Linked DNA regions of Homo sapiens: all the other regions are linked to region 3. Evidence: chromatin loops called from intact Hi-C (ENCODE). Cell type or tissue: ascending aorta. All regions are shown on one strand.

What was found. A loop is a pair of places that touch in the nucleus more often than their neighbours do. Peaks named below come from ENCODE experiments on the same cell type or tissue, not always from the same donor. Only the 100,000 strongest peaks of a DNase experiment are listed, where the experiment ranks them.
Region 1: it touches region 3 in a loop (2.8-fold over the local background); 7 of 110 quality-filtered maps call a loop at or near these places.
Region 2: it touches region 3 in a loop (2.7-fold over the local background); 5 of 110 quality-filtered maps call a loop at or near these places.

Annotation. Positions count from the first base shown.
Region 1 is chr1:3,128,017-3,133,016 of GRCh38, forward strand. All of the region lies in intron 1 of PRDM16 (PR/SET domain 16), which reads left to right. MIR4251 (microRNA 4251) reads left to right here; the gene lies at 1-19. Among named protein-coding and RNA genes, the nearest start is that of MIR4251, 2.5 kb to the left of the region's middle. RefSeq lists an enhancer at 223-1,148. In ascending aorta, a CTCF peak has its summit at 2,520; a DNase peak (open chromatin) is centred at 765; H3K4me3 peaks cover 2,268 bases; H3K27ac peaks cover 4,768 bases.
Region 2 is chr1:3,367,125-3,372,124 of GRCh38, forward strand. The region is part of intron 3 of PRDM16 (PR/SET domain 16); the gene reads left to right. Among named protein-coding and RNA genes, the nearest start is that of ARHGEF16, 85 kb to the right of the region's middle. RefSeq lists an enhancer at 1,825-2,406. In ascending aorta, no CTCF peak of the experiment used is centred here; DNase peaks (open chromatin) are centred at 2,179, 2,537 and 2,877; H3K4me3 peaks cover 1,301 bases; H3K27ac peaks cover 4,886 bases.
Region 3 is chr1:3,183,664-3,188,663 of GRCh38, forward strand. It overlaps PRDM16 (PR/SET domain 16), which reads left to right. Exons shown (of 17, transcript NM_022114.4): 2 at 2,462-2,811. LOC107984909 (a long non-coding RNA gene) reads left to right here and starts at 3,895. Exons shown (of 2, transcript XR_001737869.2): 1 at 3,895-5,000. In ascending aorta, no CTCF peak of the experiment used is centred here; DNase peaks (open chromatin) are centred at 3,038 and 4,528; H3K4me3 peaks cover 1,810 bases; H3K27ac peaks cover 5,000 bases.

The DNA of each region.
Region 1 (5,000 bases), 56 kb before region 3:
AAGGGCCAACGTGCTTCCATCCACTTCAGAGGGCACTTGTATGAAAATCTCCTCCCCTCCCCCGTCAGCCCCGCTGTGGAGGGATCAACTCCGCCTCTCACTGGAGAGAGACAGTCATTCTGAGTGTTCGGAAATTGAAGACTAGATCTGGGTCTGGTTCCGTACCCATGCCCTGTGATGACAGACCCGTGATCTCTCTTCTGAGAGGGAAACAAAGACCTCACGTTTGACGGGGCCAAGAGGCAGCCGTGGGAATCTGCTGCTCACTTTCAACACTGGGTGCCTTGTCCTAGAAAGTCTGGGGTCGTCAGATCAACTTTGATTTCCTATTTTATCCCAGTTAAAGTGGCATTTATAGTATTCGGGGGTTGCTTCTGTCCTGCCTTTTTCTGATCACGACATCCCATGCACGGCTTTGGGAAACGCAGGTCACAGTAGCAGGGCATTGAAAACCCTCCCTCCGCATGGCTCCGCACCCAGGACCCTGGGGTGGCTCCACAGTGGCTCCATTTTCTCCCACAATGGTGACCTGCAGGCTCAGGGCATGAGGGCCGAGGACTCTCACTCGGGAACCCAGAGGGTGATCGGCCACGGTGACCGGCCGGTGAGCTGTGGAAGGAAGCGTCCAGCCCTCTGTGGACTGCCCTGTTCCTCCCACCATGCTACTGGAGACCATCCCACCATGCTACTGGAGACCATCCCACCCGGGTCGGTGGCTGTTTTCCGGTGGTGGCAACGCTCCAATGGCTCTGGTTCCCTTACTGGAATCCTTGGGCGTAGCCTGAAGAGTGGACAGCTATCCACAGCCCAGTGAGTGCCCTGCTGGGAGCTGGAACTGTTCGGCCCTCACTAACACCAGTCCTGGGGAGCCTGCCCTGGCCCCAGGTGGGGGTGCGCAGCCGTGGCCGGCAGCCTTGGTTTCTTCATCTGGGAAGTGGGAGCGACTGTGCAGATGAGATGAGGAGGGTGGCCCTGGGGAGGCTGGGGTGTGGTCGCTGCTCCCCTAGCAGGAAACCAGGAGGGAGTCTGGTGCATGTGTGTGTGGGGGGTTGCGTGTGCATGTGTGTGCGTTTCCTGGCTGGTGTGCGTGCATGGGTGAGTGTGCACGTGCGTGTGTGGGTGTCCTGCCTGGCGTGCGTGTGTGGGTGGGTGTGGATCCTGCCTAGTGTGTGGGTGTGTGGATATGTGTACATGTATGTGTGTGTCTTGGCTGGTATGTGCATGTGGGTGCGTGTGTGTGGGTGTGTACATGTGTGTGTGTGTCCTGCCTGGTGTGTGCGTGTCAGTGTCCTGCCTGGTGTGTGTGTGGGTGTGTGTCCTGCCTGGTTGTGTGTGTGTGCGCACGTGGGTGAGTGTGTGGGTGCGTGTGCACGTGTGTGTGTGTCCTGCCTGGTGTGTGCTTGTGAGTGTGTGTATCCTTCCTGGTGTGCATGTGTCTGTGTGTGCATGTGTGTGTGTGTGTGGCCTGTGCACTCACAACACTGGCTGAACCACAGGGGTGTCGTCCAGGGCTGCTGAGGGCACCTGGGAAAGGAGCCGGGGCAGACCCTCCCTGCTGGGTGCTTGAAGCTGAGGGTCAGGACGGGATGGGGACCCGGGGCCCTTGAAGCAGGTTCTCCCAGGTCCTCCGCAGTTACGTGGGAGAGCCCAAGGGCCCTCAGTGCCACAGGTAGGGGCAAGGTCCTCCTCTAGCACTGCCCAGACCCTGTACGGAGCAGAAATCCCTGGAAGAGAAAAGAGAATTGGGGTTTCAGAACCCCTTTTTCCAAGGAAAGAATTTCTCTGCTCCCAACAGGAGCCTGTCTGATTCTCTTTCCCCCTCTCTGTCTCTCTCTGTCTGATTTTCTCTCCTCTCTCAGTCTCTCTCTCTCCTACTTCCCGCTTTTGCTTTCCCTCTTCCCAGGGCCCCAGCAGGGTCTCAGCCATTTGTATCCACTGAGGGCATCCAAAAGCGTTGATGGGCCAAGGCGACCAGCTGGGCTGGGAGGGCAGTGCAGGCGGCTTGTTCTGGGACAGTGAGGCCCAAGCACCCCAGAGGGAGGTGGAGACCCCCTGGGCAGACTCCTGCTCCCCCAACAGGTCCTGGGCTGCGTGCTCAGTGTCCAGGGTCAGGGGCTTGGGGACAGCTAGTGAGGAAGTCTTGGGTCTTGGTGAGAAGCCAGCAGAGCCCTCTGTCCCTGTCCTGTGCAGGACCAGCCAGACCTGGAGGCCGACTGCCAGAGGGGTTCCTAGGACCCCCGGGCAGGCGATGTGGACCGTGGGGTTCTGGGGAGAAGCTGGGGGCTCCAGGGCTGTGGTCTAAGCGCACCACTGTGCCCCATATCCCAGTGTGTCCTTTGCAAACTACAAACCCAAACCAAACACAACACCAGCCCTGGGGAGGCCAGGATAAGGAGCAAAGGCAGCCGAGAGGTGGGCCCTTCCTGCGGCCATGGGGCTTTGGAAACATGTGGAGACCTAGTTGGCCCCAGAGGCCGTCTCCAGGGCCCGCCCAGCAGCCCAGGGCTGCCCCCTGTCTATAGGTTTCCTCGCTGAAACATCAGTGCAATTTTAATTCACACTGCTGGACTTCAGGGGAGGGCTGATGCTTCATGCGCCCCACGCACAGCTCTGCGCTTTCTGTAACTCGCCGCCTTCTCTTTGGGGACGTTTGTCTTCAGTTTCTTAATTTTCAAGAGCCCATTACAGACGGATGTCACCTCCATTCCCTCAAATACTGTCGCCCTTTTCCCCCGTGAGCTGCATGGCCTTTTCCTTGGTGCGGGGGCGGTGGGGGGGCTGTTTTTTTTTTTTAATTTTTTATCTTTTCTGCTGCCGGCACACGGTTCTGGGTTTCACAGCGTCAGACCCACCAGCCCTTGCTCTATGCTCAGGGCTAGAACGCAGCCGCTTCCTTCTGCAGGTTGTGCCCTGTTCAGGTTAGGTGTGTTCCAGCACCTTCTGAGTTTGTGGGGTGGAGGAGAACCTGACCCGTCCGTGTTTATCCTGACGTGCAGACCGCGGGAGGGACGCTTGAACCGGGTCCTGCAGGGAGGCCCCTGCCCTTGTCTTCTGGCCACGCCATGGTGTGTGGCTGGCTCTGCCCTTGGCTTCCTCCGAGCTGTGCCGCAGCCACAGTTTTTGGTTGTTTTCGTTTTTTTCATCATCCTGATGATCCATATCAAATACTTAAACTCACAGAAAAGCAAGACTCCCTCTCTCTCTCTCAGACATTTCTCGTCATTGTCCAGTTGTCTGCATTTATTTTGCCTTTGAGAAAAACTTTGGAGCTGTTTTCTTCAAGTTAGAAAAAGGTTTATTTTGTAAAATTGTTATGTTTCTGTGTTTGAGTTAGGGGGACTGGACGCTTTATAACCTTTAATTCTTCCTGTGAAGGAATGTGAGGCGGCTGTCCATTTCTCAAGGTTCCTATCAAAATGGCTTTCGCTCACATTTTGTAGTTCCATTCACAGAGCTGTGACCCATTTCTTGCTGGGTTTTACTTCAAAGGATTTTTTAGCCAGAAAGTTAAAAAAAATCAAGTGGACATAATTAAAACTCTTATACTTCTTTATGCCTGTACTGCAGAAAAAATAATAATAAAAATAATGACAGTTCTAGCAACCATGAGCAAAATTTTTGCATGCCATTGGAAAAGCGAGGGTTGGTCACGCCTCTGGTCTGTCCGCTGCATGGTGATAAGCTGAGGCATCCCCATTTGAGGCTGAGGTGATGGTGTGGTGCAGGCCGCAGCTCCAGGCCCCGCAAACCTCACAGGGGAGGCCGTGGCCCAGGCTGCGTCCTGCAGTGACGCTGCCCTGGGGTCTCCAGGCAGCTCTCCTGGGACCCGCCTGCTTCCCCTCCACTGCCTTCCTCCTCCTCCCTCCTGGGCCTATGTCCTAGATAAGCCTGTTAAATTAGCCCCATAATACTTAAAATGCTAGTCCGTTTAATATGTAAACAATGACAATTTTTTTTCAAAGGGTTTAGGATTTAAATTAGTTTTTTTAAAAAACCCAATTACTGCCGTTTAATTCGGAGGAGAGAGTTCTTTATGTGCTAATTATATAGCTGGGAAATGAGCGATCAGGGGCTCAATGGGGCATTAGGGGCACTTTTTAAAGGTTTAGACGTATTTATCTGAGTTTGGGGTTTGCAGTCTGCATTCAGGGCTGCACAGGCAAATTTGGAACCAGGATGAAGGGTTACACGGCGGTGCCACGGAGAGGAAAACTCTGCCATTCCAGCGTGTTATTATCTGGATGATGTTTACGAAGTGTCAGGACCTGGATGTGGTCCCTGCCCAACTGATTCTGTGTCCGGTGAGCAGAGGAGCGGAGCCTGCTGGGTGGAGGGTGGATGGGACAGGGGACCTGGGCCTGGTCAGAGCACTACCTTGGGCCCTTGGGAGGCCTGAGCCTTCCAGAACTTTCTAGAACCTTCTAGAGGGGCACACATGGCCGGCCAGGCAGATGGGCTGCAGGGAGTGGTCTCACCATGGGCAGTTCCTCACCCTGAGTCCCTGGAATGCAGAGGGAGCTCTTCAACTGCTCCAAATGGCTCTCCCCTCCACCCCCCATTACCTTCCTTCCTCCTTACCGAGGGGTCTCTCTGACAGATCTGGAGCCCCCATGAGGTCCAGAATGTTCTAGAGCCACCCGGTTCATACTGTTGCCCGAGAAGTCAACACCTCTGCCTCCCAAGAGAGAGTAGACGATTCATTTAAAATAGAAATTATGTTGGAAGTAAAGTGACCCTTATTTGGTTCAGCAGTTTTTGAACACATCTGATTAGGAATTCCCCGGGGACTGGGTGGGGCAGGGTTAGATAAAAAGCCCTCGTCAGGGTGGCTGGGCAGGGCCATCCAGCCGGTCCACTCACCCGGAACCCCAGCCTCGTGCAAACACAGATACTGTGAATCTGTCCCAGACTTACAGAAGATGGACCTGTAATTGACACTGTGCTGTATTTAACTGCCAAGGATGGTAAATGTCTTCAGGAAACACTGCACCACGTTTTGA
Region 2 (5,000 bases), 180 kb after region 3:
CGGGCGTGGTGTTGGACCACTGTAATTTCGGCTCCTGGGGAGGCTGAGGCAGGAGAATCTCTTGAACCCGGGAAGCAAAGGTTGCAGCGAGCCGAGATGGCACCATTGCACTCCAGCCTGGCCTGGGCAACAAGAGCAAAGCTCTGTCTCAAAAAAAAAAAAATTGATGGAGCAAGCATCTTTAGTGTTTGCGGCTCAAGAACATAACTGCCATGGGGAGGTCTCTGCTCCATTTGGACAGGAAGCGTGTGCGGGTTTCATGGCAGACGTGACTTGGGAGGGGTCTTGTCTGGCAGAGGAAAGTTGAATTCAAGCTCTTTGCTGTGGTTGAGCCAGGTGGGGACACCCCTAGATGCTACCTTTCAGCTGATCCCAGGCCTAACGCACCCACAGCCAAATGGCTTTTGGGGAGTGGCTGGAATGTGACAGCTGCCGGCCCAACAGCTCTCAAAAGTGCCGGGCTCAAGCGTCCATTGTCCAAAAACACGTGCGGTCCTGTGGTTCCCTAGGTTCACAAGGAGAACTTCTTCCCCGCTGTAGACTACGTGTATAAATAGAACATATTGGCAAGAGTGGAAGGAGTGTATTTTAAAGCACTTACACTTCTGAATGTATGTTTTATACTGATAAGAATTAATGGAGCCGGTAGTGAGTACACTGATTTTCAGTGTTATGATTCTGTTATATTTTGTTTTAATTAAATGGGATATGAAATCGAAAAGGCAAGCTTGTCTTCAAAAGAAGGCATTTGAGGAAGAATCAAACTAACTCTTTGTACTTTAAAAAATCATTTAAAAGTAGTTGTTGTTTAGAGAGGAAGACTAAACAAAAGCAACTTAACGTAAAAGTAAAGTCATCATCTGCAGAGAGCTGGAGGAGGGGACAGAGATGAAGGGTTTGGGGAACATTCTGTACCTGACATGCCAGAGGGCCCAATCCCCTCAAAGAGTCAGGGAACCTTCTAGAAAACAGTCTATCCATTCCCAACAGAGGGGAGGAGGTGAGGGCAACCTACCGAAATCATGCATCGCTGAGAACCTGCTGGTCCTTCCAGAGCCACCCGCCCGTGGCTGACGCAGGCACCTGACATTCATTAGGAGGCAGTCCCGACAGATGCTTCCTCGTGGCGGACTTCCCAGCTCAGGAGCCGCAACACGGGCCAGGCTCCGACACCTCTGTCTGGAGAGAAGTTTGCGGGGGTCTTGGCCACCAGAAAAGAGTGCTATGATTGAGCCCTGGGTGGTGGAGCCCTGGCTCTGGCTGGGCCCCGGGCAGGAAGACACCGTAGGAGACTCTTCTGTATCCATGGCTGTTCTGAGCATCTGTGAAGGATCCAGAGCTCCAGAAAGTCAAAAGCCAAGCAAAGGCCACGAACCATGCCTCACCCCAAAGACAGTGTCTCCCCCAAGCCCAGCCGCTCCCACCCTGAGGGGAAAGGGGCCATCTTTGCACAAGGCCCTCCTCTTGAGAAAGCTCCAATGCAGTCACCAGGGAGGTGTCCTGGCTCAGGATAGCAGACAGGGACCCACCCGTAAACCGTGTTGTGCTGCTTTAAATTCAGCAGGATTTTTTCTTCTTTTCCCATGAGTTTTTATTCACATCCTGGTAACATCAATAGAGGCAGATCTGCCAGAATAAGTCATCTCTGCAGCTCCCTCCAGGGAGGAAAGACAATGTGTCCTCCCATCTTTGTCTTTTTCAACAGAAAAAAAAATAGCAATAGCAAAATCCACAAAGAAAGATCAGGATTAAAATGTTCTGCAGCTTCTATACACCCCCATTCAAATTCCGGGTAATCGGCCGCATGCTGCCTCCCCTCGGAGAGGCCGTGGGGTTGGCGGATGCAGTTCAGAATCATTTGTGTCATATAAGTGCTTGTGATTAGATTTTTAATAAACCATTTTGATTCTATTTCCTGGGCTTAAATAGATGTCTGAACGTGGCTGGTGAGGACCTGAAAGGGATCCAGGTAATATCATTGTGGGGGACACACTCTTAATTCCTTTGATATATTTTGTCAAAGGTGACTAGCTGTAGGTACAGGCTGGAACTCGGGGGGAGCGAGCGCGCTATTGAACTTAATTGGTTCCATTTGTCATTCAAAACTGACTCTGCAGCACCTCTGTCTGTGAATCACTTCCTAACTTGCCGATCTGGCCCATCGTGCCCACGGTTTGGGAAGGAAGCCAGCTTTGGCTTCCAAGGGAGATGTCTTAAGCAGAGTTCACGTCCAAGGGTGGGCTTAGCACACAGCTCAAAGCCCATCACCGAGCATCTGGGTGGTCTCTGGCTGGGATGCTACCACCTGAGAAGCAGATCATCCAGGAAGGAGCCTGTGTCATCCAGATATCCGGCATTGCAGTTTCCAGCATCTCCGTTCTTCCACATCCGCTGGGCAGCTGGGTATGAGGAGAAAGGATGGGCTGATTCGTTCCAGTTCACGGGCCCTGGGGCCCTTCTCCACACAACCAGCCGGACTGTGGCTGAGCTCCAGGCTCTGCTGAGAAAAACAGAAATCCTGGGAAGTAGAATCATTATAAAGAACCATTTGGAGGAAAAGCATGTCTCTCTCAATTAAGCCAAAAGGAGGCCCAGGCCAGCATCTTTTTATGCACGCATACCTGGGCCTAGTCCGGGAAGAAACCAGAGTTGGCTATTTGCAGGGCATCCAAAGACAACATTGTCTGCACCAAGAATCCTTTGCCAATGACCATTTTTGTATGTCAAAGAGCAGCAAGAGCTGTTCTTTATAGGGATTGGCAAGGTATTTGCTTAGACTTGGCCTGTTGAGATTTGAGCTATTTGCAAGAGCTGATCTCAAAACATCAGGCCTGATACGAAAGGCAGTGAGTCACTGAGCTCCTCCAGCCCGGCGTGTCACAGGGAGAAGAAAGAAGGATGGGCTCGGAGAGACTGAGTCAGCTGCAGGGAAGGCACTAAATATAACTGGGCTGGATCCATCCTGGCCCTTCTCCATGCAACCAGACTTTTGCTAAGCACCTACTATGTGCCAGGGCCCAAAGGGTGCTGAGATGAACAAACCCACCGTGGCCTCTGCTTTGGGGAGACTGGCCACTGTGACACTGCACCTAGGGGAAAATTGCAACCATAACACTTTCCAGAGGACAATGATCTGGAAAATGTTGCAACTCTGATTTCCAGAGAGGCAAGTAACCAGGAAAAGGCTTTCCACATCCCTCAGCAGAGCCCGTGAATAAGAAGGGAAAGGATTTGAAATGGAGGGATGAAGACAGACCCCTGGGAAACGGAGGCATAGGGAGTGCTGGCTGACAGTCTCAGTCATCTGGAGGCGCCTTCATTCATTCATTTGTTCCCCAAGCATGCATTGAGCACTCATGGTTTGCCTGGCTCTGGGAATCAGCCAGATAAAACCTTCCAGCCCCACCACCCACCAGAGGAGAGGAAGTGACCTGCGACGTGATAGCCATGGCCCAGTGCAGTGTCCATGCTAAGAAGGGCAGGGACTGTGAGAGTGTCTGAGAGGAGCCTCACCCTGATGTGAGGGACCAGGGCAGGCTTCCCAGGAGAGGTGTCCTGTGCTCTGCCACCATGACAACTCCTGGAATGGTGTTCCCTTGTGTCTCACCATACGAAGTTGGGGAAGCCATAAGTGTCTGGGCAAGTTGAGGGGAGGGTCTGCTCCCCATCCATCCATCCACTCATTTATTAATCCATCCACCATCTATTCATCCATCCGTCCACCCACCCATCCATCCATTAATTATCCATCCACCCACCCATCCACCATCCATTCATCCATCCATCCATCCATGCATCCACTGAATAATCCACCCATTCATCCATTCACCATCCATCGATTCATCCATTTGTCCATCCACCCACCGATCCACCATCTATTCATCCATCCATCCACCCACCCATCCATCCATTAATTTATTCATCCATCCACCCACCCATCCACCATCCATTCAACCATCCATCCATCCATGCATCCACTCAGTAATCCACCCATTCATCCATTCACCATCCATTGATTCATCCATTTGTCCATCCACCCACCGATCCACCATCTATCCATCCATCCATCCATCCATCCATCCACCCACCCACCCATCCACCCATCCATCCATCCATTCGTTTATTCATCCATCCACCATCCATTCATCCATTCATTCCACATCCATCCATCCACCCATCCATCCATGCATCCATTGAATCATCCATCCATTCATCCATTCACCATCCATCCATTCATCCATTTGTCCATCCACCCATCCATTCACCCACCCATGCATCCATCCACCCATTCATCCATTCATCATCCATCCATACATCCATTTATCCATCCACCCACCCATCCACCATCTATCCATCCATCCACCCACCCATCCATCCACCCACTCACCCACCCATCCACCATCTATCCATCCATCCACCCACCCATCCATCCATCCACCCACCCACTCACCCATCCTTCCATTCATCCATCCATCCATCCATTCATGGAAACATTCAGTGAGCCCTGACTGAACACTGATCCTGGGTGAGGCCCTGGAAGAGCTTCAGTTGCTGTTGGCTACCATCATCAATTAGAGGAGAGTGAGCAGGGCAGGGCGAGCCAAGGTGCATGGCGCTGGTCCTGACAGTGTGAAAGGAGTCAGGTGGACAGCCAGCACCCACCGCCCAGCCCATCTGCCCTTTCTGGCTGTGCAAACTTGGGCCAATTACTTAACTCTTCTGTGCCTCCATTCCCTTATTGACAAATGTGGATATGAGGGTGGCTACCCCTGGGGGAGACATGAGCATCCAATGACTCAGTGGTGAGTCTCAGCACCTGTGGGCCTCAGCTCTGCATAGCACTGGCCTCTCCAGAGAATAAGCGGATGAGAAGACTCTGAGCTGCTCCCGCTCAAATGTGTCTGGTCCTCCTAAGGTCCATCTGGAAGTCACTCCCTGTGTGCAGCCTGCACATTTGAGAGGGCCTGAGGGTGACCAGGCCATGAGCCTCTGCACAGCTC
Region 3 (5,000 bases):
CTTGGCCAGTAAATTAAACATGCCCTTAAAGCGCTGATTTTCCTCCAGCGGGTCAGGGGTTTTGGGAAGTAGAATTCAAACAGAAAAAAGCCATGTTTTAAACGGAGCCCTGCAACGGATATGCACTTGATGCGGACGCTGCCCCACTTCGGGCTCCAGCGGAACTCCCAGAAACACCTGGGGTTCTAATTCCTACTTGTCCTTCGGGCAGAGGCGCCCACGCCCGAGAGGAGTTAAGGAGCGCGTCGAGGGGGCTTCGGCCTCCAACCCGACTTTGTTTGCGAGCTCCGTGCAGTTACCAGTTCCAAATAACAAGATGCCATGTTAATTACCACCCCCCCCAATGTACCTTTCTGCTGCACACGGTCAGCGGGGCGGGGGTTATGGGGGTGTTCTTTCAAACCTAAACAACTTCAGGTCTTTAGGGGGGAGGAACAGCAGCGGCAGTTCTGTGGCTGCGTCTCTGAAAGGATCCGCCGCGTCAATTAGAAAGGACCCGTTGGCCACTTAAAACATAATAATTACTTCTCTGAATGCTGATCAATTAAATAAGTGTTTTCCTTACGACTTTTCCCCCCAAGACTTTGGTTTCTTTTGAAAGAAAGCATTTTGCTACTTCTTGTGCTGATCTGTTTGCAACCAGTGTGAGGAATCTGAAGTCATTTTTCCTGTACTTAAAAGTTCTGGTCTCCTTAGAGGCTTCTGTTTCCGCAGCCAACGACAGGGTGCGGGGCGGGGGCCGGGAGGCGAGGGCCAGCAGGACCGGGGTCCAGTCACTTTCACGGGTCCTCGAGGCAGCCACAGAAGGAGGGGCTTGCGTGGAAAGATCTAGATCAGGTCAGGGTGACGGAGCTCACCCCACCTCCTGTCCCTTCCCGCTGCTCCCCACCTAACACTCGCGCCTGCCTTTTTTATGTTATCGAGGCAGAATTCAACCTCTGTAAAGGGGGCGATTCAGTGGCAGTGAGCCGTTCACCCAGCAGTGCGACCACCCCCTCTCTAGTTTCCAAACACCTCATCACCCCGAAAGGAGACCTGGGCCTCTCGCTGTCACCCCCACCCCAGTCCCCGAGATCTCCCATCTGCTTCTGTCTCTGGGGGCCTGTGCTGGATGAGTCGTCTAAATGCCGCCAAGCAGGTGTGACCCTCTGCATCAGCTTCCTATGCCGAGTGGTGCATGTCGGGGGCTGGTCCAGGCTGCGCGTGCCAGGGCCGCCCTCCTCCTTGGGGAGGGGTGGTGCCACAGGTGTGACCCTCTGCATCGGCTTCCTACGCCGAGTGCCGCATGTCCCAGGCTGGTCCAGGCCGCCTTCCTCCTTGGGGAGGGGAGGTACCGTCCACTACTCATCCGTTCCCTCATTCCCTCGCAGACGGACATTTGGGCTGTTTCTGCCTTCTGGCGATGGTGAATCTGCCACTGTGAACATTCGCCTGCCTGAGTCCTGATTTGGCTGCACTGGGTGGAGGGCTTTGCTTTTCTTCCTGTCCAGACTCCTCCTCGCCCTGCCCATCTCCCTTGGTGCCTCAGGCTACAATCTGGTATAGTTTCGGCTGCACACACACACTATCTTGGCACCCATCCTCTCTTAGGACGGACCCCAAAGGCCTATCCCAGACAGAAAAACTGGGCACTCTCTCATTGCTTAGTTCAGTGACCTGGGGCCCCATGAGTCCGATATCCATGACCTCAGCAGGCCTGTTCCTAGCCTGTGTCGAGATCATCAGGAACTTCCACCAGCCTCCCCAAGACCCAGCCAGCCCTACCCCAGTGCATGTCCAGGCTGTGGCCTAAGTGCAGGGATGCCCAGGCTGCGGCCCAAGTGCAGGGATGTCCAGGCTGCGGCCCAAGTGCAGGGATGTCCAGCCTGCGGCCCAAGTGCAGGGATGTCCAGGCTGCAGCCCAAGTGCAGGGAAGCAGCACTGAGCACATTTCACATTCACCCAAACTCTGAGTCCTCCCAGGCACTTAGGACTTCTGCCGTCCCTGATTTCCAAGGCTATAGAGGACATTTGGAATGTTCTGGTGCAAATATTTCACCATCAGCCAGCCCTGGGTCAGCCGCCACGCGTGACGGCTTCACCGGCTGTCCCCAGGCTTGCAAGGCACAGGCAGCTCCTTCCCTAGTTCCCTTAGGGCAGGACCACCCGGCGCATCCTCAGGTGGCTGTGGGAGCCAGGGTGGGTGAGCCAGGGTGTGTCGGGCTGTGCCATCCCATCAGAAATGTTGGCCCCAAAGGAGCCTGGTAGGATCCCATCCTCTGGAGCCTCTGACATCGAGTGATGGCAGCTGGGCTCAGGGCAGAGTGGAGGCAGCGTCTCCCGGGCAGGGGTGGCAGCCGGGCCTTCTGGGCCCCTGAGCACCCTCGGTGCCCATTGATGCCCGAGTCCCCGGCGCTCCCTGAGCTGTACACACTGGGTGGGGCACGTGCTGCAGAGGTTGACGCTGCGTTGTCTCCTTTAGGTGACGGTGACGTTGTAAATAATATGTATGAGCCCAACCGGGACCTGCTGGCCAGCCACAGCGCGGAGGACGAGGCCGAGGACAGTGCCATGTCGCCCATCCCCGTGGGGCCACCGTCCCCCTTCCCCACCAGCGAGGACTTCACCCCCAAGGAGGGCTCGCCGTACGAGGCCCCTGTCTACATTCCTGAAGACATTCCGATCCCAGCAGACTTCGAGCTCCGAGAGTCCTCCATCCCAGGGGCTGGCCTGGGGGTCTGGGCCAAGAGGAAGATGGAAGCCGGGGAGAGGCTGGGCCCCTGCGTGGTGGTGCCCCGGGCGGCGGCAAAGGAGACAGACTTCGGATGGGAGGTGAGCGATCGCGCCTGAGTATGATTGATCACGGCCATTTATCTTGTGTTCAATCTATTTATAAAGCCGGGCTGAGCAGCCACTGCCCGAGGCGGGAGGCGCGGCCAGAGAGAGCGTTCAAATGTCACATTTCCCAGCCTATTTTATCCTGCAGCTCGCCTGATGCGACTCAGAAAGCATCAGAGGTCCTCGTGGGTGCCTGTCAGCCCTGTAGGCCACGCCCACTCTCTCCCGGAAATGTGTCTTTCATGAGCTCATGTCTTAAAACATCCCGTGCTTCCCGCCGGATCCCAGGCGCGAACACTGCCATCGCGGCAGGGCAGGGAGATTAATAGGAAGTCCCAGAACAGGCAGCTGCACTCCAGGGCTTCATTCCAGGCCAGGGCAGTGTGGAGCCGCTCACAAATCACACCTGGTGGCCACGCTGCCCCGGCTGCCGTCTTCCCCGCCTGCCCCGGTCAGCCAGTGGCCTAAGAGCAGCCTCAGCTTCTCCAACTCCAGGGGCACAGGCCCCGACCTGCCAGGGAGGGATGGCTGGCTGTTTAAATTTTCCCACCACGACGTGACTGGCCTTGAGGGTCTGAAGCTGGCCTGGTGATCCTGCTGCAGGGGTCAGGAGAGAGGGCGTCCCTGGGACGGCTCTGAGAGGGAAGCACCCGGAGTGTCCTGCCCAGGTTGTGAGGGACGCTAGGCCCCGGTGTTGGGGTCCCTTGAGTGGTCCTAGGGGGACTAACAGCCCCACCCCCCCACAAAAAGTGCACTTCCTGGTGGGCCCTGGCCCTTCTGCCGGCCTCACGCAGCCAATTGTCGGTGGTATTTTTGGCAGGGCCCCTGCCTGGGTGGAAAATGGGAACACCAGTCGGATTCCCCCTGTGCCTCCCAGCCTCTGGAGTGCCCGGATGGAGGTGGGCTCCTCATGGGCAAATGGCCTGAGCAGGGAAGAGGATCCCCAGACGGGTGGGGGCAGGGTCCTGTGTCTTGCCCACCTGCTCTCCTGGTGGCTCGTGGCTCTGGAGAAGTCCCCAGCCAGGTCCATGCTCACTGTCAGGCCTGCCCCAACTCAGACAGGCCGTGGGGAGGTTCCTGTGGCCTCCAGCAGCCCTTGAGCACCTCCCCGGGCTGGCGGCATTAAGAGCCCTTTGTAAGAACACCGACGGCCTGGGGACCAGAGGCTGCCCCGCACGCTGCAGAGCTGAGTGCATCCTCCCTGGGCAAGGAGACCAGGGCACCTTGGCAGCTCCCAGCAGGCAGATGTGGTCCTTGGTAGCTCACAGAGTCCTGTGTGGCTCCTTGTCAAGGATATAGGGAGACTCAGGAGCTACTCCCTGAGTGTCAGCTTAAAGCCCCCCAGCCCTTTACAGAGCTGTGGGGGTCCCGGTGCCTGAAGAAACGTGCGGCAGAGTCTGCGGCCGTCAAGCAGGGTGGAAGCTGCAGCTCTACGGGCAGCCCCTGTGGAACGGGCGTACCCCCCCAACGAGAGGCAGAGGACAGTGTGTGTGGGCCCAAGGTCGGGTCACCTTCGGGAGAGACTGGCCAGGGCCAGGGGCCCCAGTGAAGCAGGACAGGGAGAGAGTTTGGAGTCGAAGACCTCAGTGGAGACACTGCCCAGCTTCATGGCCCTACAGGACCCTCATGGGACCAAGGAGAGCATTTTTCTAGCAATATTCATCTTTGGCTGTGCAGTGAAAGTAACTTTGGCAGAAGTGGCCTGTCCCTCCCTGCCTGGTGTGTGGGAGGGGAATTCAAGGGTGTTTGTCCGTCACACTTAGAAAGGTCTGGACTGTGTAATCAGGAGGTGGCTTGTGGATGTGAGAGGTCCAGGGGCCCTGCAGGTAGCACTTTGGATGACCTTCAGGTGACTTTGTTCTTGTCTACTCTGATACAAGTTTCTATTTGCTTTTTTTTTAAAGAAATGGCCCGTATCACCATGTCCGCGTGGTGCCAGGCCCAGCGCAGACTGCGCCACTGCCTGCCGGTGCCTGTTGACTTTGTGGTGTGTTTATCCCGGGTGTGTGTGTACGTGAGGGAACGCGCTCTCCTCACGGCGCACCTCCCGTTTCTGCGGAGGGCTTTGTTCCACGGTGGCCACCTGACAGATACCCCTCCTGCCGGCGCTTAGAAATATTTACTCTCCCCCCGACGCCCTCAAACGGTGCTCCCCGCGCACCCGGCAGGATCTCGCCTGACCT